3 separate regions of the Mus musculus genome follow, and regions 1 and 3 are each linked to region 2. A link is a loop called in an ENCODE intact Hi-C map of the cell type or tissue named here. Cell type or tissue: heart. All regions are shown on one strand.

What was found. A loop is a pair of places that touch in the nucleus more often than their neighbours do. Peaks named below come from ENCODE experiments on the same cell type or tissue, not always from the same donor. Only the 100,000 strongest peaks of a DNase experiment are listed, where the experiment ranks them.
Region 1: a loop joins it to region 2, with 5 times the contacts of the local background. A loop is called at or near these places in 18 of 42 quality-filtered maps.
Region 3: it touches region 2 in a loop (3-fold over the local background); 4 of 42 quality-filtered maps call a loop at or near these places.

What each region holds. Positions count from the first base shown.
Region 1 is chr6:54,251,231-54,259,230 of GRCm38, forward strand. All of the region lies in intron 6 of Chn2 (chimerin 2), which reads left to right. It overlaps Gm15527 (a long non-coding RNA gene), which reads right to left and starts at 3,764. Exons shown (of 3, transcript XR_003956307.1): 1 at 3,336-3,764. In heart, CTCF peaks have their summits at 2,155 (motif pointing left) and 3,781; a DNase peak (open chromatin) is centred at 3,731; H3K27ac peaks cover 1,272 bases.
Region 2 is chr6:54,364,441-54,372,440 of GRCm38, forward strand. The region is part of intron 3 of 9130019P16Rik (RIKEN cDNA 9130019P16 gene); the gene reads right to left. Among named protein-coding and RNA genes, the nearest start is that of Prr15, 42 kb to the left of the region's middle. In heart, a CTCF peak has its summit at 3,854; a DNase peak (open chromatin) is centred at 3,851; H3K27ac peaks cover 1,729 bases.
Region 3 is chr6:54,268,455-54,276,454 of GRCm38, forward strand. Chn2 (chimerin 2) reads left to right here. Exons shown (of 13, transcript NM_001163640.1): 7 at 4,622-4,699. 9130019P16Rik (RIKEN cDNA 9130019P16 gene) reads right to left here. Exons shown (of 14, transcript NR_033635.1): 14 at 1,227-2,906. Among named protein-coding and RNA genes, the nearest start is that of Gm15527, 17 kb to the left of the region's middle. In heart, no CTCF peak of the experiment used is centred here; a DNase peak (open chromatin) is centred at 4,337; H3K27ac peaks cover 2,014 bases.

The sequences.
Region 1 (8,000 bases), 110 kb before region 2:
GACTAGTATGACCATTCTTTTTGTTTTCGGGGTTTTTTGTTTGTTTGTTTGTTTGTTTGTTTTTGTTTGTTTTTGCATCAAGAGAAGAGGAGAAGGAACAGCGACTTCCTCAAACTGTTCATTCCCATAGCCAGGGGCATTTGGGGAGCAGTGCAGCTTACTGAGCCTGATGCGGGGGACCCCACTATGGGATGGTAAGAGCCCTGAGAGGAGTGGTGTCCTGGAAGCCTTAGCCAGCTGGGTAGAGGCACAAAGGCCACCCTTCTCCCCTACCTGTTTTGTGTGTGCCTGTTAGCTGACTCAGAGTTGACAGTAAGATCGGGTCTACCCAGACTAGATCTGTAGCCACCGGGAGGTTCCAGTTTAAAATCCACTTGGTTTCTTTGGGCTAAAGTACAATCGCATCGATCCCTCTAACCAGTTTGGATTGCATTCTCACTGGTACTGACACCCTGTGCTTCCCCGAATCCTGTCTGTCCTCACACAGTTTGCCCCATATGCCTCCCAGCCCCGACAGGTCTTGAAATCTCTGTCCCAAAGTGCCTCAGTCAGGAGGGGATTCCGTGTGTGGGGATATGATAGAGCCGACAGACGTACCCAGACACTGGCTCTCCACAAAAGGTTCAAAACAGGCTCTGGTAACAAAGCAGTTAATTATCAGCGATGGGAGTTCAGGGATAGTTCAAAGGGGAGGTGACATTTGACCTGTGTTATTAAGGGAAAGGAAGTTGCTTTAAGGCAAAATAAAGAAAAGAGCTGCCAGGCAGAGAGCCAGGAGCAGAGATGAGGGCCTTCAGATGTGGCCATTGGAATGCAGCACGAGGAACAGCTTGCACCGGGGTAGGGAAACGTTCATAGTGCTAGCCACTGCGTCACAGTCATGGAACTTCTGATGCCAAGGACAGCTAGCAGGCAGGGAAGTATGGAAATGAAATGTGCGCGTGGCTTGAGATCTTGGGGTGTTGAGTAAAAAGTGGGGGGTTGTTGTAGAGCGTGGTGATGGAGTTCCCTACCATGTTCTAGCCAGTGAGCCCTCAGCCCTCAGCACATCAGTCAGGATGGGCTGGGTCAGGTCACATTAAAGAAAACCCAACAGTAGTACCAACCTGTTATTTCTTACCCATGTCCCATGCCCATTGTGGAATGACCATGGGCATTCTTCCTATGACACATCCTCAAGGTGACACCTAACTCTACTTTATTTGCTTAGTCACATGGCCACAACAACTCTAACAGTACAGAGACAGTGGCTGTGTGGCTTCCTTGAAACTCGCAGAACTCTAAAGAGGGCGGGTGTCACTCGCTCTAAGCTTCCCAGACACAATTCGGTGTCTTCTTAGTAGTTAGGTTTCAAACTTGGTAAAATCATCCCAACAGCAGTTTGACATGGTCTTCCTTGGTTCCTTTAAAAGCACCACAGTCTGCGGAGTGCTGCTGGATACAGCTGAGATGTTTCCCCACCTGGGGTGCAGCGTTATTCACCGATACCCATGATGTAGACCCTACCCTGAGTTCACACCACCACTGTGATGCCACTAAACTAGCAGTTCCAGAAAGCCACTAAAGAATGTGCTCTCAGGCAGGGAAGGCTCAGCAGGTAAAGGCACCTGCCACCAAGTCTGATGTCCTGAATCTATAGTAGGACAGAACCAATTCTGAAAAGTTGTCCTCTCACCTCCACATGTGCACTGTGGCATGTGCACACCTATGTGCCACTGCATGTTTTTGGAGATCAGAGGACAACTTGTAGTAGCAGACTCTCTCTTTCCACCATACGGATTACAGGTTCAGACTCAGGTTGTCAGGCACCTTGACCCCAGTGAGCCATCTTACCAGCCTCTCCAGATTGTTTTTAATCTTCAAGGAGTTTAATGGTGGAACCACTCACTCACTGTACAAAATAAATGTTCACTTGCCAAAGTTTAACATATGACTAAGATTTAATGAACACAATATAAACATCACTATAGCCCTAATACAACAACTTTGAAAAGTCATCTGATAAAATGATAGGTTCTGGGCTGAAGAGATGGCTCAGCAGTTAAGACCACTGGCTGTGCTTGCAGAGGGATCAGGTCAGTCCCAGCACCTACATAGTACATCACAATTCGGTGTAACTCCAGTTGCGGGGTCTCTGAGGCCCTCTTCTGGCCACCGTGGGCACTGCATGTGCAAGGCTCACAGATACACCCTGTCAGAACACCCATACACATTCAATATAATTGTTTAAACTAGAGAAGGTTTTCATAGTCTTAGAAGCTACTTAGTCACATCACAGTTGTGGACACACAGAAGGGTACAAGTTGTTCCCAAGCCACACCCGTCTGTTCTCCGGATGGCCAGATGGGCACCTGAAGCCTGTGATTTCTCCCAACACTGGGAAAGTGTGGGGTTCCAGTTTACTGGCTTGGAACAATTGCTCCTGGTCCGTTTTTCAGAAGTCCGTCCTTTAACGTGTTTTTTCAGAGGTCAGACATGCAGGTGGGTAGAAGGGCATAAGGAGAGGTCAGGGGTGTGGAGCAGGAGAGGGAGGAGCCACCACAATGCATTCTGCTTGAAAGTGCAGAAGAAACCTAATACTGTGTATGCTGCTTAAAAAAGAAAAAAAAAAACACTCTAAAAATACCCAGCTGAGCCATGCCTGTGGCCAGCAAGTGACAGACTGGGGTTGGGGGAGGTGTCAGGTGCTACTTGGCAGATCTTGGATCCAAACAATGTCTTTTGCTCTGGAGAGAAGTGAGGACAAGGAGGACACCACGCCTTGTCTGAGGACAGGGGTTCAGCCCAAGCCCACGTGAGCCTGCACTCCCGGTGCCCAGCCTTATGGTCCTAGTTCCGCCTCCATCACACAGAACAAGGCAGCTGTGCATCAGAACTCAGCTACTAAGGATTTCCCAGTCACAGCCAAACTCTCAGCTGTCTGAGATGAGTGTTTTCAGGAAGGAGCCCAAGCCTCAGGGCTGAGAGGAGAGTCAGAGCGCTAGGCTGTATCTCGGTAGTAGAGCGCTTGCCTGGCTCACAGGTCCCTGGTTCAGGCCCTGACACTGTAGACAGTAATAACAAACCTAACTAACAGTGGCTCTTTCAAGGACAACTCTATCGTCTCCCCGAGCACATCCCACGTTGGTGTGGTTGTCCACTTAAAATGCTTTTGTCTTTTTCTCTGTCTAACACACGCTTGCTCTACACAAAGGCCTGTCAAAGCTTTTTGAATATTTCTCCTGGCCTTGACTTTCTAGAGTTCCTCTCCTCCGCCCCCGCCCCACCCCCCACCCCGTCTGCCTCCCTGAATTTATTGTGTCTTCTACCTTGTTCCCAGAACGCTTTGAACCTACCTCTTCCGAGTCCCGGAGCAGGAATTGTTACATGACTACACGGTTCAAGGCCATTTCTCTTCACTCTTGCAAATATTGGCTCCTTGAAGTGAAGGCCTGAATGTTAGTTATCCTTAGTTTCCTGTGCCCACCATAGTGCCTGGTCCAGGGGGAGAGAGTGTGATTACCAAATGACGTACAAGCACCCAGGTAACAAATTTCAGGCACACTGTGCCTGGACAATACTACGGCCTATTTAACCTGCAAGTGTCTGTCTCCCCTCCCCCACTGTCCTTTCAGATTTCTAGGTCAGATGCAGGTCCTACAAATCTGTTCTCACAAGCCTTCCGGGTGCTGCTCCAACTGTACAGGAGCCTTCTGCGATGTGTTTGTCCAGTGGTTAGGAATGCCTCTGGTTGGAGAGCCCACAGGGAAATTAGACTGGAGCCCCGTGCTGCTCCGCAGGCAGGCTGTAGGGGGTGCTCTGCAGCCTACTTCTGCATTCCACTGGGAGTCAGAATAGCCCAGAAGCATCTACCCATTCTTATCCCCCACCCACGTTCCAGGTCCACTTAGACTTCCCCCAGGCCACAGCACACAGAAGCATGCTAGCACCTCTCTTAACTTTCCAGAGTATTTGAGACTCACTAGTAGGTTACCCTAATGTTCTGGCCACATAGAGTCCTGGCTCCAACACTAGCAGTGGTCAGTGTTTTGGGAGTGTGGAGTTTGGGCTTCCAACCACCCTTGATGACAAGGCCAGGGGGTCACTGCCAGAGCAGGTCCCGGCTGACCTAGGGCCTCCTCCTCAGTGTCTTGAATCAAGTCATACAGCCATCCCCACTCCAGCCCTCTCTGGCCCGTGCACAGCAGAGAGTTTCACGTGTCTTCCAGGCAACAAAAGCATCCTAACTTCCTCAAAGGGTCCCCTTTCTCCCTGTCGCTATCCCTCCCACCGCCTTCCCTGCAGGCCTCATCACACGCATGGGGGGCAGACTGCTTCCCAGAAGAGGCTCAGTCCCTGCTTGCTCATTAAGTCGCTGTAATTATACGCACGTGGGCCTAATTGGTTTTAATTGCACTCCAAGGCTGCTCTAGGTTACAACGGTGTCTCCAGCCTCAGAGAAGTTGCTCCCTTTATTTACCGCTTAAATAGTATCAAGGGGAAAACAGGAGAAGTGATAGTGAGGAAACTCTTCATTCTGAGAGAGCAACTTTCAAAGTGCTTGGCCATCCTGACCCTGCAGTGCTGGGTTCAAATTCAGCGCAAGGAAAGTGAGTCAAGCCACCGAGAGGCTGTGCCGCTGTGGAGAAGTCAATCCAGCATGCAGGCTGCGCTGCGGCTGCACGATGCTTAACTGTGGTGTGGCATCCTCTCTTTATGAATCTGCATCTATTCTCCAGTTGCACACACCCATCTACCTGAAATTCACAAATAAACCATAGTAATAACATAATTTCAATTACTCACTTTGTCGAAGGCAATTTAAGCATCTTATTATTTTGGATCTCTTTTTTTTTTTTTTTAAGTCCATGCTTCTGGTGTTAAATGCATCCAAGTCTGCATTACTGATTTGCATTCCCCCTTCATGCCACACCCCTCCACTAAGACTATGTATACTGCACAGATAATCGGTCTCTAAAGGAATGTCACATGGCACCCATCAGACAGATGAGTGAGCCTCATGTTAGCTGCCCACCTCTGTGCCCTGGAGCTCCAGTGTCCTAACACCACCCTGACTCTTTCCAAGGGCACCTGTATCCTGGTGCAGTAGTTAGCCCTTGCCAGATACTAGACGTACAGAGTCATAGCTGAACCCTCATTTTGGAAGTTGAAATAGGAACCAGAACCAATCAGATTTCGGATGAGGATGGGTGCACGTGGAAGAAGAAGAAGACGTCAATCATCGGATTAAAGTGTTGATCAAATGTCCCCTGTATGGCTTCTCAGTGACCTACAGTCACTGCACTGTGTGGAAGACTGTGCTTCTGGAGCGGAGGAGGCCCTGGGCCAAGAGAAGACACGAGGCCCTGGCTCCCCTTGCCTATCTCTTTGGCAAAGTTCTGTTTGCATTGATCCAACCCTGTGACGAATATCAGAATTCAGAGGACAGATGCAATGCTCAGGGGATGAAATTCAACCAGTGCCGGCCAGTGGAGCCTTGACCTTGCCAGCGATTACTTCACAAAGAAGTCTCTGCTGCTTTTGAATTCAATTACACTGGACAGGGGGAGCCAGTCTCCGGTGCTCTTTCATGATGGATCAGGCATCCTCAGGAATCCCGTGGTGCTACACACCCCTGGACCTTGCCAGGCGCCCCAGGAGTCAGGAGTTAGCCTCTTCTGAGGCATACAAAGGTTTGGGTCCCTACAGATTTATTTGTTTATTGGCTGACTGACTGATGTTCTAATCATTAGAGTCTAATGTCTTTCTCGAGGTGTGGAGATCCTACCTCTCCTCGCTCTGTTTTTATCTCACTCTGTTCCCGTGTGCCACTGGTAGTCTTTTGTTCCTCTGTCTTCCCCACTGGTTTCCTGTGTCATATGGAGGTTTCATTTTCCATAAAAAGGTGAGGAGAGCTGCAGAGAAATCAGAGCAAGGCCATGCTCCCTAGTCCTTTGAGGTCTCTGCAGCTCGCTTTTCCTGCAGGTGAGACCTCTGGAAGACAGACAGAGGCTTCAGTTGTCTCCAGACACAGCACCTCTGGCAGATGGTGTCATGGGGAAGAGAAAGAAAAATACCAGTGTGCAGACAGTGAGCAATTCCAGCTCCACAGGACAGACCCCCCTGCAATCACTACTGGGACAGCAGTACACAACCAGACCTGTGAGACAAAAGCCTTCAGCCCATTCCCCCTATGTGTGTGCCTGGCTCAGATCTCCACTCAAGCAAGAAGGAATCTCCTACAAACCCACAGTGGTAGAGAAGCCTCTAGAAACATCTGTGTCCTATCATTAGAAACCTGGGACCAAAGAGGCACCAAAAAGAATAGGCTGAGGAGAACAGAGAAGAGGAACAGGAAACAGGAAGGGGAGCCCACAACACTGTAGGATACTGTCAGCATGCCACAGGTAGACTCCTGTCTTCCTGACTGCTCCCCCCTCTGTCAATAAAGTACGTCAGTCACTCACAATTGTTCTTACCCCAGGCCAGTGACCACAGCCTCACTGCTCAGTGTCCCATGGGAGCAAGTTTCCCTTGGCAAACATGTACTGACATCATCTGATGATGGACGCTTGTTGGCATATGATCGTCATTATAAAGCAATGGATTTCATAAAGGCATTCATGCAAGTACATCATGTACTCCAACTATATTCACCCCTCCCCCACACCAAGATTTCTAAAGCTTCTTGAGTAGTTCTAATTAACATCTGGGAACCACTGAATTATTTTAGCTAAGTAAATCCCCACCTACGCCCAGAAGAGATCTTAGCAACAGGTCTGACTTCCTCTGGAGTGAAGAATCCATCAGACTTGATTGAATTAGAAATATGGGTGCAAGCTCAGGACCATGCAGTAGTCCCTGAACACACACAGTGTGGCAGCCCTGTGCTCAGGCCTTTCTGTGCAGTACCCAGCTGGACCCAACGAAGATTGCTCAGTTCCCTTCTATTGGCAAAGCACCTTGGGGGTTCTCTGCACAGCTTCTAGTCTTCATGTTCTGACTCTCTGTCTCCCAGACACCATGCAGGTGGGGATGTTTCCCAGATGCGGAGGGGGAAAATGATCTTACAAGTTAGGGGCTCGCAAGCACAGTGCTGGAGGCTGCAAGGACTCGGGGTGGGGAAGGCCGCCCCTTTTACTGTAGAGCAAAACAATACAAGCATACTTGGAGCTGTTTTATTAACTATACAAGAATCATGGAAAAGCTATAGGTATGGATGGGCTAACAGACCAGCCCGCTTGTGGTCTCTAAAGCTCCTTCAGTCCCTCTGACTGTTGACTGAGCAGGGTTTCCTACCTGCCCCAGCTTTCTCTTCTCCATACCTATGGGCTGTATGGTGAGCAAGCAGACCATCTGTTGAAGGAGTGTGTCATTTACATGTATAAAGCCACGAATTAATCTCCAGGCTTTATGCAGACAGACAAGTGCTCTCCCATTACTGAGCCATTACTCAGACACCACAGCTGTGGCCCTCTAGGGTCTTCCGCCACCATCCTCTTCTTCACCACAGCTCAGGGATGGACTTTGAACGTGTTTCTTGGCTTCAACTTCTCACCACAGACACTTGAGCCTCTCCCGAGTTTATCCTCCCACACCTTAGAGATGTTGGCCTAAGTAGCCAGAGCGACTACTTGAGGCAGGATGCTTATTTTCAACACGAATAGAAACGATTGCCCTTGCTTTGGCCCTGCCAAGCTGTGCCTGAGTCATGTGTCTTCTGGGGCGGCACCGGGAATGCCAGCTTGACGTTTCTCAAAGCTGTCGGGTTTGTGAGAAGCTGCTGCTGGCCTCGCTTTCTCGGGGGATATGGGTCACAATGGGGAGCTGGAGGCGGGTCTGCCATCCAAATGTTACTGTGTGTTTCTCTCTTCAAGGTCAGTAAGGATTTACTCAAAAGTCACCTTGGCCTCAGGACGTTTGTCAAGCATCAGCATTTCTTAGGAGGTATCTTCTTTGGGCAAGACCAATCCCCTACCCTGAAAGGAAGCCAAAGCTGCTAAAGGCAGGGGACAGGGCCA
Region 2 (8,000 bases):
TGGGCTATAGAGTGAGCCTCTGTTTAAAACAAGCATTTTTTAAAAAAGTATAAGTTAAAACCAACTGAATGCACTACTTAAATTGAAATGTTTGCCAAAGAAACAGAAATTTATTTTACCACGCTGCTCTGAGAAGCAGGACACGCCTGTGGCACAGGGGCTGAGTCAGAGGGTGTGGTGAGAACAGAAACAGAAAACTGATAATCTCCCTCCAAAAGCCAAACAAAGCAAATCCTGCTGTGGAAACTCCATTCTTTTTGCTAACAAGGTTATGCTACTTTAAAGCTGGCCCTTGCTGCGAACAGGGGAAAGGTCCGATCAGAGCAAGGTTCGCCTTCATCTCACACTGTGATCGGTGCATCTGTGTCCGCACTGGCCGGCCCTCACCTCCATTCTGTCCACTCAGCTTAGGCCTGGGCTGTATTGAGCCTGCACCACTGTAGGAGCCTAGAACAGGGACTCCCTGCCATGTCATTGTCTGCAGCTGGTGACCTGTCCCATTAATGGTGACTTGTCGGGTCATGCAAGGCAACAATGCTTCTCTGTATCTACAGGCAAAGTCCAGGCTCTTTAGCTACACCCAAGATCTGGGGCCATCCTCCCCTCAGACTGCCTGGGTGCTCTGTCTTTGTCCCAGCCAGGATCAATCATTCTATCGGTTGCTATTCTGGGTGTGGGTCAGATACACAGTATGCATCTCTGTTCTTGCTCAGCCCGAACCGCCAACCCCCTTCCCCGGCCTTCTAATGCTTCCTTCTGGATAAGTCAGGACTTTTGTCTTTCAGGAAGGTGTCCCTGAGTGTCCTAGCACAAAATGCTGGAGCTAGTGCTACTTGCACACATTAGGAACTCATGTGGCAACCTAGCTTGGTATTGGCCCAAATCAATCCTACAAAGTCTCTTTAAATCTAGACCGCAATGGAGGAGGGACAGGGACTTGGGAGGGGTCCTAGGTGACAATATCTTGCTCCCAATTAAAAATGAACTAACATGTGAAAGGTTTCTGTCTCATACATGAAATTTGGGGGAAGAAGTGGTTTTAAAGGCCTACGAGGAGCTATTTCTCTTGGCTTGGCTTCCTTCTCATGCTCAGAGGGTGGCTATAGAAGCTACAGGCTCTGGTCTCCTAACAACCAGGCCTGCAGAAAGCAGAAAGACTTAGTCCCAGACTTCCTAGAGCTCCTTCTTCTCCGTGGCCCTGATTATCCTTGAGATAGACGACCTGCCTTTTGTCAACCTGTAAGCATCATGGCTGTAGGGTGAGAGCTGTTCTATGAACAATGCTTTTGTTTTTTTTTCAAGTAACTCTTGAGAGAGAAGAGAGCATTCACATAATGTTTATTATAACATATTGCTATGATCATTCTATTTTGTTATTGTCGTTAACCTCTTACTGTGCCTAAGTTATAGACTAACCAGTCACAGAGTGGATAAGATGTTGGTTATGGAGGCCTAGTGGGTGGGAGCTCATAAATGGGAGCTCCTTACTTCCCACTGTTTCTTCATCCCAAGTCTCAGGGTACAACCCCTGCCAGGTAAGAAAGGACTTACTGCATGCATGTGTGTGGACCAAACCAGAGTCCTAGCTCAGACATACTCTTGTGTAGAGCCCAGGTCCTTTGCAGAGGGAGTAACAAAGCAAATCTCCCTGCTGGGGACTTTGCGGTGAGCTGGCAGCTCTTTACCATTTTAACTTCTGGTTAGCTCAGCACTTTTTATGTTTCTTAACTAGCTAGGCAAGTTTTATTGTTGTTTGGTTTGGGGGGTGGTTTTTTAATTTGGTTGGGTTTGGGAGTTTGTTTTGTTATTGTTGTTGTTTGGTTTGGTTTGGTTTGGTTTGGTTGGGGTTTTGTTGTTGTTTGGTTTTTGGGTTTGTTGGGTTTCAGGGATTTTGTTGTTGTCGTTGTTTGGTTTGTTTTTTCTTATGTGTATGGATGTTTTACCTGCATGTATGTCTGTGCACCACATGGGTGCCTAGTGCTTACAGAGGTCAAAAGGGGGCACTGGATCCCCGAAACTGGAGTTACAGACAGCTCCGAGCCACCATGTGAGTGCTGAGAATTGAAGCAGGCCCCTCTGGAAGAGCAACCAGCTCCTTCAGTTGGCTTTTCTTTGTGCTGTTAAATTCCTCATCTCTGCTTTACAAATTCAAAAACAGTAGGAAGTTGACCTGTAAACCAACCAAACAACAGCCCCAGAACTATACAAAATGACTGATATAGTCTCTGAAGCTATGATATAGTCTCTGAAGCTGACTTCACAGAGGTTGAGGGAGAGGTGAAGCCGAGCCTATCTCTCACAGTTATGCTACATGTCTGTGCCAGGCACTGGACTAGACCCTTTTATGTTATCTTACTCATACTTTCTGAGCCACGTTCGTAACTGGGCCCCACCTAACAGATGGGAGACCCGAGATTTGGAGAGATTTGCTATGTCCCCAAGGCTACCAAGACACACTGCTGCACTCCAGTGCCATAAGAAACATTAAATTTGCTGTTGACATTCTGCAGTCTGGTGACAGATGAGCATGTGCTGCAGTGACACCGGCCATGCTTAGATGAAGCAGAGAGGCACTCTGACTGTTCACACACTGGCCCAGGACATGGCCTCCAGCCCCCAGCAGACTCCTGCTTCCTTTTCTGAGCTGAGTTAAGGCCGTTTTCCATGTGGCAAGCTTGTAGAAACCCTGCTCTGCTTCCACCTTTGTCTTCTGTTTCCCATGCCATAGATGCTAACTCCCCTCCCCCATGTTTCTCTTTCCCAGCCCCAACCCTAGGGAAAGAACTCTGTGGATAGAAAAGGCAGGAGTGTGCATGGCTTAAATGGGAACCACCTTTCTTCCCTGTGGACCTCAATGTGGATCATAGAGTGGATGGGATGCAGGATGCAGAGGCCCCGAAGCATATCCCAGCTCATCTTTTCTTCCCTCCATAGTTTTGAGAAGCAGCTTCATGGGTATTTGGGGGAGCTTGTCCAATACAGGGTGCTCCCCTCCTTTCACCTCCCAACAGGAAACTACAATTCTGGTTTGCATCCTTCCAGACATAGCCCTGTCTTGAATTACTTCAAGCTTTATAATTTTCTACAATCTGGGAGTGGGGGAGATCTCTGTGGGTGAGAGGTTTCCTTTATAAACCAGCCTCAGAACTCATGGGATAGTGGAAGAGAAGCGACTCCACATAGTTGTCCTGTAACCTCTAATTCAGTTTTGTGACATGTACACACACACACACACACACACACACACACACTACCAACACCACCAGTGGTGATGATGATGGTGGTGGTGGTAGAGAGAAGGAGAGCAGAAGGGAGACAGGGCCATAGGGAGGGAGGGAGAGCGAGAGGGAGAGAGTTCCCATGTTTCATGAGTGGTTTCTCACTCTGAATGATTAGAGTGAAAATCCGCACAGCAGAATACCCTGACCTGCTCAACAGACCTGTCAGTGTCCCAGGAGCAGCCACTCACTTAGCTGAGCTCTGCAATGCAGGGGAAGTGAGGGTATCTTAGATGGGGAAAACAGTTACTGGGCATGCGCTTTGTCCTGGATCTCACAGGTCTTCAGCCTACATAGGCTCCCTCCCTCCCTCCCTCCCTCCCTGTCTCCTTCCTCATTACTGCTCTTTCTTTCTGTATTCCTCGTTGTGCAGGTCTGGATAGAATGTATGCTGTGTCAGTAGAGCAATGGGAATCTCCATCACTTATCTCAAAATCCTGGGCTTAACTTACTACCAGGAACACTCAACAGAAGGCAGTTAGTGCAGCACACTTGGGAGAGCGGTGAGATAAAGTAAATTGCTGATGCCTGGAAGTTTAGTGGATGATGAACTTACTGAACACACACCACCTAGTGGCAAGCTGGAGTAAGACCACCTCAGCACGGGGCCAGACGCTAGTTCTCCCAGAGCAGGTACTGTGCCCTGTGAGGCGCTTTCTCATTGTAGTATTGTATTATTTAATCAGCACGTGTATAAATCTCTCAGAGTGGGAGCTGAAGGATGAGTTACAACTGAGAACTTAGATCATCTGGCTGCAAAGATAGACTCCTTGCACAGCACACATTATGGGAGCCAAGGACAGCGGCAGCTTATCTGATTAGGAAGTTAGAATTCTGCACGAATAACAGCTACTCTCAAAGATTTGAGTAAATACCAGAGTATCCAGAACAATAGACGATTACTTCACATTTTTACATTTGGACACATTTTAATAGATAGCCGGCTCCCTGTTCCCATAAACTGAATCTATAATCTCCAGTCTAATACATAACAAGGACAGTACCCCTCCACATCTTTGTTTTTACAAGAGGGGACTGTGTTGATATTTCTGAGCCCAAGAACCATTTTCAGCTTTGTTTTTTCATCAATGGTGAAAGAAATATTCACCTGCAAGAAGAGCCAGTGCATTCTGAGATGAATAAATTCAACCAAATGTCACTGTTCACCATGAAACGACTAGTCAAAACAACATTCACTGCTTCTGATGATGTGTCATTGAAATTCGTCAAACTGAAACAGCAGATCTGCCTCACATAAACCCACGACAGCAAAACTGGCCCTTCATACAGTCTTGTGGCCTCTGGAGCAAATACCAACCCGGTGGGCCGAGGCTGGCCTGGGTGTGGCAAGCAGTGACGAATGCTTACTAAAATCCTCTAGTCACCATCGGGCGTCCTGGGGACCTGCATTTTGTGACTGAGTGCAAAAGTCTTCTAGGCCCCTGAGGTGAGGACATCTGCCTTGTCCTGGAAGAAGGAGCAGCAGCAGAAATGGCTCTTTCATCCTGCAGCCCAGCAGCCCTGCCAGGACCCCAGCCCGTATTACAAACATCTGCTCTCCCATTGTGCAGTGAGAGGCATTTGCTAGGTTGGGCCTTTGTTAGACTGGCATGGAGGACAAGGCCTACATCTTCACTCCACTTAAAGTCACCACTGGCCATGGGAAATGGTTTGTATAGGTGGATTTGGTGGGGTTCAAGTTGTTGGGAACTCCTTACTTGAATGAAGAGGACGGTCACCTTGCTCTACAATATTGAAAACAGAGATTACTAGCTGCGTTCCTTTCCCTGGACTCCTGAGGAAATGAGTCTTGGTTAACTGCTGGACACATAATGCCACCCTTCTTCTGCTGAAGTTTTTAGGGTATGAGAGAGGGAGAAACAGACACACACACAGAGAGACAGAGAGACAGAGAGAGACAAAGACACACCGAGAGAGACAGAGACACCGAGAGAGACAGAGAGACACATAGACAGAGACAAAAGATCAAAAATGTAGTTGTCTTTTGGGCCCCTGGGTCTGTGGGTCAACAATGACTGGGAAGCTGCCAAGTAACTCTAGTGAGACTCCAAATGAGGGCACGGAAAGAGAGAACAAAAGAAAAGGGAATCTAGAGAGAGAGAGAGAGAGAGAGAGAGAGAGAGAGAGAGGATGGATGACAGAGTGAGGTGAGGCAGTGGAGGAAGAACAGAAGGGAAAAGCAGCAGAGGCAGGGAGAAGAGAGTGGGTGGGGAAGAAAAAGAAGTAAAGACACTGCTGAGAAGGAAGATGGACAGAAACAGCTGAGTGAGACCCGAGAAGCCCAGGTGTTCCAAGGCTGGCGCTCACTCGCCCTGGACCATGAAATTGCAGCAGCTGAGAACACTGCACTGCCATTGCCACCAGCATCCAGGAAACTGGGAGTCTCTCTGCTCTGCATGGCTGGGCTGGGCTCTGGTTTCACAGCTTGGCTGGCCCTGGTAGCTAGGGTGAGAGGGAAGGAGGGCAGAAGGGAGGCAGAGCCCTAGGGAGTGAGGGTGGGAGAGCGAGAGGGAAGGAGGGAAGGGAGGAAGGGGGAGAGGGAGGACTGGACCAAGTTGCAAAGAACCTGTGTTAGGCTTCCTTTATTCTGTTTGCAGACACACCCTCCTTGGCTACAGCATGCATAAGCCCTGGGAAGACAGTGAGGAAACCCCTAGGAGTGAGACTTGGGTTTCCATCTTCACTGTACCCTGAGAACCTCCGAGGGAGTGTCGGGTGTCCTGCTGATGGGAGGACAGCAACACAATGGAAGGCTGACCAAAGAGAAATGTCTGGGCTTTGCTGGCTATATTTTCTTATAAGGAATGAGAGCTCAGCCCTTCTTTTATTTACTTGGTCAAAATCGAGGGCAGATGAAGCTCATAGTAAACCACGCAGAATCACTGAACTTTCTCTCCCAGTTCTGTCCCCACTAACTCACAGCAAAGGTTGGCACAGGCCTTTAGAATGTTTATTAGAAACCCAAAGGTGACCAGGAATCAAAGAAAACAAAAGAAGAGGGGTTTAAAAAGAAGGCAAGTGGAAACCATTTGTTAAAGGGTCAGGAGACAAGGAGCTTTTGTGTTTCAGGGGCTGTGTCAGCTCTAGAAAGGAAAGAAAGCAAAGAGTCTTTCTCCATTTCAGCTTCCTTATGGTTGAACCTCATACAAGTGCCCAGTCACATCTTAGCACTTCGCACATCCAAGCTAGAAAGGACCTGAGACTGTCTAACAACCTTAAGCTTTTCATTTTCAGGACAAAAACAAAACAGGAAACAAAACAAAAACAAACAAACAAAAAACCAAGGCCATTAAGTTTTTTCCTAGGCCAGCAGTTTCCAGTGATGCTGGTATTGAGTTGCAGGGACCCAGACAGCTGAGCATTCCTCTATGACTCTGACAATGGGATTGCACTCCCTCAGGGAGCCCCTTCTGCATCTTGAAGCCCATAAGGGAGGAAGGCAAAACATGGTCCATTCATAATAGGCTCATTTACTCAGCAGCAGAGCATCATGGGAATTAACCTGCATTTCCTTAGTTTAACCGTACTAACTACAATGTACCCAACACTTACTACTCTGCTAATGGAAGAAAGCAGAGAGGGGTCTCTGGTAGCTTGCAGATCTGTTCACGGCCAAAGAGACAGAAGACACCGGTACCTTTTTTCCCACTTGGATCTTGGAGATACCACCTGATATTTCTGACTGTTTCCCAGCCTGTAAAATGAGCCCATTGGAAATACTATTTGGATAATCCCAGTGTTCCTTAACCAGTGATGCAGATACACCCTGGTGAGCCCACTGAAGGTTGACCCAGTCTAACCCACTGAGCATCATAGCTGAGTCAAAAGGTGGTGCAGCCAGTGGCACCGCCTAGCTTCTCTAGACAGAACTATACTGCAGGTTGTTAGGCAAGGAAAACATCAAAATTCACCTGAAATTCTAACACTTGGGTGGTTGAGGCAGGACACTCACAAGCCCGAGTCAAATAGCTAGCTGCTGTCTCAAAACAAACAAGGTCAAATCTCAAAAGATTTGAGATTTCTACCGAATGGGTATTGCTTCCATGCCATTGTAAGATGAAAAGAACTATAAGCTGAACCATCATAAACTGGAGACTCTGTACGTCTTTGATTTGACACAAATTTAGGATGTAGAGTTATAAATGTTGCATAAATAAAAATGTCAGATCTCAGTGCTTTAATGTCCTAATGCTCACTGACTCTCACGTCCAGTGCTGTTACCAGACCCATGTCTCCTCTGTGAACAGTAAATGGCTGCTCACTGAAAGAACTGCTGAATCTCAAATTTTCAAAGGCAAGTCATTCCCAGTTCTAGCCTAGTGTTTGCTGCCAGTGAGGTTAAATATAACTACAGTTCTGTTTTTAGTGCTTCTCAGCAGAGCTAGGAGTGTTTCTCTGCCTTGAGGACTCTGTGATTAGATTGCAACCTCCAATTAATCCAGGAGGCTGAGCCTTACCCAAGGCCAGCAGCCTTCAGGCTGCCTGTACATCCAGCACATGTACAATGGAACGACTGTGGAGGGGTTTCCGTAATATCAAAGATTCACAACACCACCGTGTGCCTCCAGTGCTCAATAGATTCTTTCTGATGTGCTATCTCTTTGCCTGGAATAAGACACACAGAAATGAGCTATTGTTGAGTGTGTAGCAGCACAGAGGAGTCTCACGTGTATTGGGCCGTGTGAAGGAAGCCAGACTCAC
Region 3 (8,000 bases), 96 kb before region 2:
ACACACACACACACACACACACACACACACACATCTATTTAAATCTTTGTCTTCAGAATTGCCTAAGAGACTGCTGAAAATAGAATCACTGGCTCCATTCAGACCTTTCATAAGTCATCAACTATTTTCTCCCCAGACATCACTGGGACACTCTGGGGGTCTGTAGGAAAATAATGACCCAATGGTAAATATTCTAATCACCACAAACACCAGGATAGTAGAGACCTCGCCTTGTGGCTCCCTGGCCAGCATGTGTAATCAGGAGCTTCATTTCCTGCACTGCCAGGAGGCAGCAAGAGCAGTAGAGTCAGGATAGTGGTTGTAGATGGATGTGACTTGGGTTTGTGAACACTTCAGGAAGACCCAGACACTAGCAAAGAAGTGTAAAGGACCCATGAGTACAAACATTGGGGCTAGAGTCAAGGGACCAACATGTACTCTTCAACACGCCTCTTTAAAATGCATCACCAGGATACACTTGTCTGTAGGAAAATAATAAGCCAATGGTAAATCACTACTTCAGAAATCTTCAGGTAAGGTCTGAGGGTCATGGCTGCTGGAGACTGAGAGATCGGCTTGCTAAGAATGAGTGGGGAAGCAGCCAGTGATCTCATAAACGTGTAAGGTCCTCACTTCCTCTGTGATGCTAAGCATCCCAAATGGCTGGTCCTCACATCTTTTCAGCTACTTACCCATCCTCTCCCTTCTTCATCTGACAACATCTCATTGCTTTCTTGCTACTGGACTCCTTCCTAGATGCAAGATTCTGAACATGGAGAAAAACACCAGAGAGAGACTCTAAACATAGGATTCCAATTCTCATTATGGGGGAGGGTGGGAATCGGAATGTACTGAGTGTATCCGTTGCATATTGATAGCTGCACTTAACTGCCTAGGGAATCATCAGTAGACGCTTCTTCTGAGAGGACATGGGGAGGTCGAAAACCCCTCCAGACCACACGCCAGGCTGCTTGTGTTAAAGTGGCCAAATGGTAAATCTTTGCTATGTGTATTTTTTTTTTCTCGAGGCAGGGTTTCTCTGTGTAGCCCTGGCTGTCCTGGAACTCACTCTGTAGACCAGGCTGGCCTCAGTGGAAGGGAAAGCCTAGATTTCCTTAGATATAGCAGACTGCCCACCTGTCAGATTTGAGGCCTTGGAATTTAAGCTCATTGTTCATGTGTTTTCCTCTGTAGAATAGAAGGAATTAGAACAGTACCACACAGTAGGCTTATAAATCTTTAGTGAATTCAAACATGAGATGTATTTAGCACAGGCCCTGGCATTTAGCAAGCACACTTGAATGTTTATGGTATTAATGTAAGACAGGCAAGACCCACAAGAGGCAAGCCGGGTAGTATTCAGCAATATCCTTCAGCCATCACAGCGGGGGTTTCTGTGGGCATCTAGTGAAGAGAGAGCACAAGCTGCCAAAAAGCTTATACCACACAGTACAGCCCCTCAGGATGAAGACTGAACTGACTCAAATGTCAGGTCCAGGGAGAAACCCTGGCTTAAGAAGAACACAGAGAGAAAGTGCCTGGTCTCCTTATAGGCAAGAGTAGGTCAGCATCCAATGTGTGTCGAGGCCAGTGCCTTGGAGGTTGTAAAGGCTGAGGATCCTCCTGTGATGTGCAGATAAAGGGTCCTGTGGGAGGTGTTTCCTGGGGGCAGGGGGCAGTGATGGTCCCAAGAGAGTCTTGTAAGCATTTTTCAGTAGTAAGAGGGTGATTGGGGTGACCACTGAAGCTGCCATTCTCTTTGGGAAGCTGACGCTCCCTGTAAAGAGGACTCACAGAAGGACTGTGTGTGGTGCCTGCCTGAGGCTGAAGGCATCTTGTGTTTGGGTAAAGGCTCTGGAAACTGTTCAAGAAAGGCGAAGTCACTGTCATGAATAGAAATTAAAAATGCTAGTTACAAGTAATGACACACAAGAGAACAAATTAAATCTTATATTCAACAAATTAAATTTATATTCAATAGCAGTATACCACAAGGAGGAGGAGACACTCTTCTGCCCGCTTCCCATATAAAGGGTTATTTAATTTGATTCTCCAGTGGTATAATCAGACACTTGGCCTATCAGACACTGAAGAACAAGCTCTTGTATTCAAGAGTCTCTGTTCATTTACTAACAATGAAGGTTTGAGAAAAGATCTTTTACCTCAGCCTCCTTTTTATCTTTAGGCTAAGCCTGGAAACACTTGTAAGGTATACCAAACCTCCATTCAGCTCCTTCAGGGACAACTTAACTTTAAGACTGAATGAATCAAGGAAAGGAGCCATTAGAAGAGAGCAGCCTTGGGTGGTCCTAGTCCTCAGAAGCTGGGTGTAGGGGCAGTGATGATCTTAAAATGAATGTGAGATTATGTGAGGTACGCTTGTTCTCCTTTTTCTAGACATCTGGCTTTCTCCGTGTACTAGGGCTGTATTTGTTCATTGGCTGCTAGAGGAAGGAATCCCATTAGAGCCTTGCAGGAAGAACCAAAGGTGACGGGGCACAGGGGCATTTCCTGAGTTCCTGGTCTAATAGGGGGTCAGAGCGGCCACTGATCTCTAATACAAGGCAGTGATAAATGCAATAAAGACTGGAACCCCAAAGGCAGAGCACTCCTCCAGTGGGAAGTCTGGGAACGTTTGCTTTGTAAAGGTGGCCCTTGAGTTAGAATCAAATGTCGGTGTGTTCAGTGAGACTCTAATGGAGACCACGAGCTACCACATGGAGAAGCTGAATATGGTGGAAAAGATTTTCTAGGATCTGTGGAGGGAGAGGAGATGAGCTTCAGCTTGAGAGCAGCGAAGACTCGCCATGCCAGCAGTATGTGCATCAGCGTGGAGAAGCCCGGCATTCTCTGATCACAGGGAAGGGAAGGCAGGGGGTGTCGAGCAGCTGTGCTGATCACAGTGACTGTGAGAGAACGACAGGAAGAGGCAGAGTTAGTGTCTGAGGTAGAGTGGGGATGTGGGGATGTGGGGATGTGGATACAAGATCTAGCAGTTAAGTACCATATCCCAGAACTCAGGGGCTTCAAGATGTTTTCCACTCTAGTCTTGATTCTGTTACTGATGTGAAATGAGTGGCCTTTAGCAAATTATGTTACCTCTCAGTGGCTCAGTCTTTTTGTCCAGAAAATGGGCATAAATATCCCAGCCTTCATACTATCTGCTGGAGATGAAATGAGTAGATGCCCTTTATACATTGTGAGCGTCAGTTCCTGTGGATGACAGAAACATCGGCTGCTGTTTCGGATAAAAGACAGCAACACGAGATGGGAGAATGGACTTCTGAACCAAGCTGCAATGATGGGACACGAAAGTGGAGACTCACACAGGGAAAGGACCGGTCTGGTGAATTGACCCAGGGCATCTTGGAGGGGCTCTGCTCTGACCCCAGGCCAGGTCTCATGCTATACAGGATGAAATTCTAGAATCATCCACATCTCTCTCCTCTAGCCATCTGCATTCTCCTGGCTTTCTAGCTCCTAAAGTATTGATTCTACTGTCTGTCTGGCATTAGCAGCTTTAAAGAACTCCCAAGACATCACAATCCCCCTCTTCTATTAATGGAGAGATTTGGGACCAAAATTGTGCTCCCAGAGGAGACCATCCAATGCTTTTAAAAGCAAAGGGGGCGTTAAGATAGGCTGGGGCGCCAACAAAATGCTCATCTGAGATGCTTTGTTTTAAAGACAAACAAGTGATGTTTGGGTTTTAGTTAAGGGGATTTATTTAGTACAGTTGTGGGATTTCTGCAGAGTGGTGAGGGGGGATAAGAGAAGAGGGAAGAATCCTGCAGTGTAGCAGCCCGCTTCTGACCTTCTCACCCCTGAGATGGCTGAGCCCATAACCAAATGCTTTGCACGTCTCCCATAAACGGCTTGGACTCAGACCGTTGCAGTTCGATAAATGCATAAGAATAAAGAGAAGGTTTTCAAGTACCAGACAGCTTTTCTAAGATAGATGTGACTTTATCACTTTAAGATTAAAGAATCCTCTGGGTTAAAGGTTTAGTCTGCTGGAGGTCAGCCCAGAATGAGGTTCATAGGCCCAGAATAATGGACACAGCTTTGACTTTGAACATCACAATGACTGTGTGTGTGCGTGTGTCTGTCTGTCTGTCTGTGTCTGTGTCTCTGTGTGCTGCAGACATTGCTGTCTCCCCGGATCCCCTGTGCTGACTGGATATCCTGGGGGTTGCTATATATGAATGTGTGCTATTGTTTCAGGCTCAGGCGATGCGGCCTTAAGAACCAGCACAAAGCAGGCCCATCCCATTCAGCCAGAGCCCCCTCCATCGCTCAAACAGTCCCTTCCAGGTCACATGCCCCTCAGGCCTCTACAGACAGAACACAGCTGCCTCAAGTCTGCTGCACAGCATTAGCAGCAGTCCCCAAACCCTGCTGGCTCCAGAGAGCTGCCGCAGGAGAAACCCAGGAGAGCTGAGCTCCAAGTACCATGTGCTCTCAGGAACTGTGGCTGGAAAATGAGAGAAAATGTGCTATGGTTCGGAAGTCCAAGCCCAGCAGGAAGCGCCAAGAGCTGCTGGCCATTGCATTTGGGGTCAAGGTGGGGCTCAAAGGTGGCTTTCTCTGGTCTCCTCTCAAGCTCTTTGCCTGTTCACAGATCTCTTCACTGGTCCGAAGAGCTGCCCTCACACACAACGACAACCACTTCAACTATGAGAAGACACACAACTTCAAGGTAAGAGTCTGCATCCTCTCCGCTGCCGTGAGAAGGGGGTGGGAGTGGGAGAGGATCCTTGATCACTTCCATGTGGTCATAAAGGCAGGCGGCAGCAGCAGATTGCTGGGTTTTCCACATAACCCTGCTGCCTTGTGTCAAAGTGGAGGCTGGAGCAGCTGGCTCTGCGCTGCTGCCCTTCATACCTGCACGGGTATTGACTTGGTTCTGGGACCCAGGCCCACTTCCTCTTCAGTCTTCCATGCCCAGTGAGAAGGAAGCGGGGGATGCCCCAGTTGGTGGTATTTAGAAGTGCTCTGCACAAAACCTAGCAGTACTTTTCCACCCCGAAGTGGGGTCACTGCCATCCACAGGACAGTACAAACAGTTGTCCGGTTCATGATTGCTGTTCTGTCTTTTGTTCTCAGTGATTCTAAGGCGCTTGTTTCTGTGTAGACAGCTGCAGATGTCATGAGGAGAGAACCCATTCACTAGCTTGTGTGTGCACTTTGGGGTCAGGGGCACGTTGTAGCCTGGCTAAGCTTGACCCTGCCCTCCAGACTAAACAAAAAGATAGGGAGACCCGGTGGGAGTTTAAGTGGCTTTTCCCATGAACTATCTTCCTTTTGGACCAGCTCTGGATGTGAGCTGCCACCAGAAAGTTAGGGTCTGTTTCTTTTGTCCTGCTATGTTGTCCAAGAAATGTTCATAGGGGAAGCCAATGACAAACTGTGAAAATGGGACGCTGCTGTGGGAAGGAGGGACAGGACCATGTTAGAGACTTGCCTCAGCAAATGGGTGATGCTCTGTGGAGCTGGTGGGATTTTCAGATGCAGAATTCAGGAGGAAAAGAATAGGCAGAGAATCAAACTGGGGCTTGCCTTCTCTGTTGAATTCTTTCCTTCTGAGACCACTGATTGTGGGAATGCAATTGAACATCAGGGAAAGGGAACCATTTCTGCTCCTGCCGCTGAGGAGGGGGTCAGCCCTTCCTAGGGATATGTATGCAACTATTCGTTTCCATTCCATAGTCCAGTCTGTCTCTCTGCCTCTGGGTGTAGGGAGCACGAAGCTTGGGCCTTTACTTGCTATCCTTAAAGGAAGGAATGGAAGCCTTCAGTCCTATGCATTTAGCCATGAGCTGGAGAGGATCTTGGGGTATCTCCCATCTTAATCTTTCTCCCATTACTGAATGGCCAAAGGTCTGATTTGGAGTGTGAAATGTCCGTATTTATTTCCTCCTTATGATTTTCTATCTTAACCTCTGTGACCCTCTCATTCCTTAAGACGGTGTTTTTCTGACTTTTGGGGCATCCTGTGGACGCACTCCCAGGCATGACAGGATGGGTCTTGCTGGATTTGCAAATCCCTTTCCTTCCTCTCCAAAATTCCAGTGACTTTGCTCTGAAGATGCAGTTTGAGTACCTTAGCATGAAATAGCTCCTTGGGGGATGGACCCTGTGAGCTAAAAACATGTGCCCACAAGTCATTGGTACCTGGAAACCAATGCCAGTCTGTTCTGACTTAGACCTCTGAATGGGAAATTACTTTTAAGATACTTTGGAAAGGATGGTTGAATCTTATTTCCTAACTTTGCACCTGAGGTATATTGGTAGAAGAACAAAACACTCAGTGTGCCATGGAGAGAGGAAAGAAAAACCAAACAGAATATATCGTGTTGTCCCAGGGCAGATCTGTGAGACACACAGGACCATGCCTCTCTTCTGTGGCTTATACAGGCATCTTTAAACCCTTCAAAGCCCTGGAGGAGCTGCGGCTACCAGTCATGGCTGCAGTTACACTGTTCCTGCCTCTGTTCTTCAGAGTGAGCGGCTGGGGCTGGAGGAGGCATTGACTGTTCTGTTATTCATTCCTTCCACCCTAGGCCCCTTTCCCTCTCCCTTCCCTCAGCTGACTACAAGAATGTTGGGAACACATTCTAAAAACAGGTCCATGCTGTAAAGACAGCCGTGGGGCTGTTAGGAGTAAGTCACTGTCTGAAGAAAGCAGACTTTCACCAAGGGTCCCACTAACTACTTGTAATTTGTATTTCCTACCTAAATTTTACATCTGCTTTTTATTTATGTTGGCTTCTAATGAATTATAATCTGGATCTTTCTTGATTTATTAATGGAAGATAATTATGTACATATACCACTAGGCCTTTGTTGAATAACAAGAATGCACATTTGTGGTTTTGTACTTACCAGCAAATAGCTTTGACTTGTACCTGTCTGAATTCATACCTGAGATAGGGATCTGTCAGCAGATCCTGCCACCTCACCTCCCAGCAAGCCTGCTTTCTTTCCCAGTCGTGTCTGTTCCTGGGGTGCAGGGGGACCCTCATCCATGCCATACTTAGGAACTTTCTGGGGAATGAATAGAAACTCTGAGCACTACACAACACTGGGAAAGTGCCCATCTCAGATGCTCCAGAGAACAGAGCATAGCTGCTTTTCAGACAACACTGCATAGAAATAAAATCCAACCAGTGCAAAAGCTTTCAGAGTCATGCCTCGTATCATGCAACACTCAAGTACTTTACAAACTGCTTGCTAGTGCTGTGTTGGTCCACTCAGAGCTGGTTTCTGATAAACCTATATAGGAAGTTATTCAAAGGTCCTACCTTAGGTCTCTGTGATTAACTACTATTGCTCTTCATGTAAGGCCTATATTGGTCAGCTTTCTATCACTGTGACAAAATACCTGAAGTAAATCCACTTAAAAAGAGGAAAGGTTATTTTTTTTTGTCTCATGATTTCTGAGATTTCAGTGCATGGTCTCCTGCTTCTGTCATTGCTGGGGCCTGCAGTGAGACTGAGGTAAGACTGGATCAAGTGCATGTCAGAGCAAAGGTGCTCACCTCATGGCAGCCAGGGAGCAAGCAGAGGAACAGGAAAGGGCCGAATCCCAATATCCTCAAAGATCCATGCCCAATGATCTAACTCCTTCCAATAACGAAAACTTTTTTTTTTAATCTCCTAAAGTCTCTACTGCCTCCCAGTAGCACCATCACTGAGGCCCAAACCTCCAGTACAAGAGTTTCAGGGGTAACATTTAAGATCTGAACTGTAACGTATGTACTTAGCATAAAAGGAGGAGCTTGTTTGTCTCGGTGGTGACTTAATTAATCCAATTGTCCTATTTTATTTTTCTCATTAATTTATGTATTTACTTTACATACTGATTGGAGTGGGGCTTCCCCTCCCTCCTGCCCTCGCAGGCGCTCCCTCTCACCTGCTCTCCCCTTATGCCTCCCGCCATTTCTCCTCAGAAGAAGGGGAGACCTCCCATGTAGATGAACCCACCTCCAGCATATCAA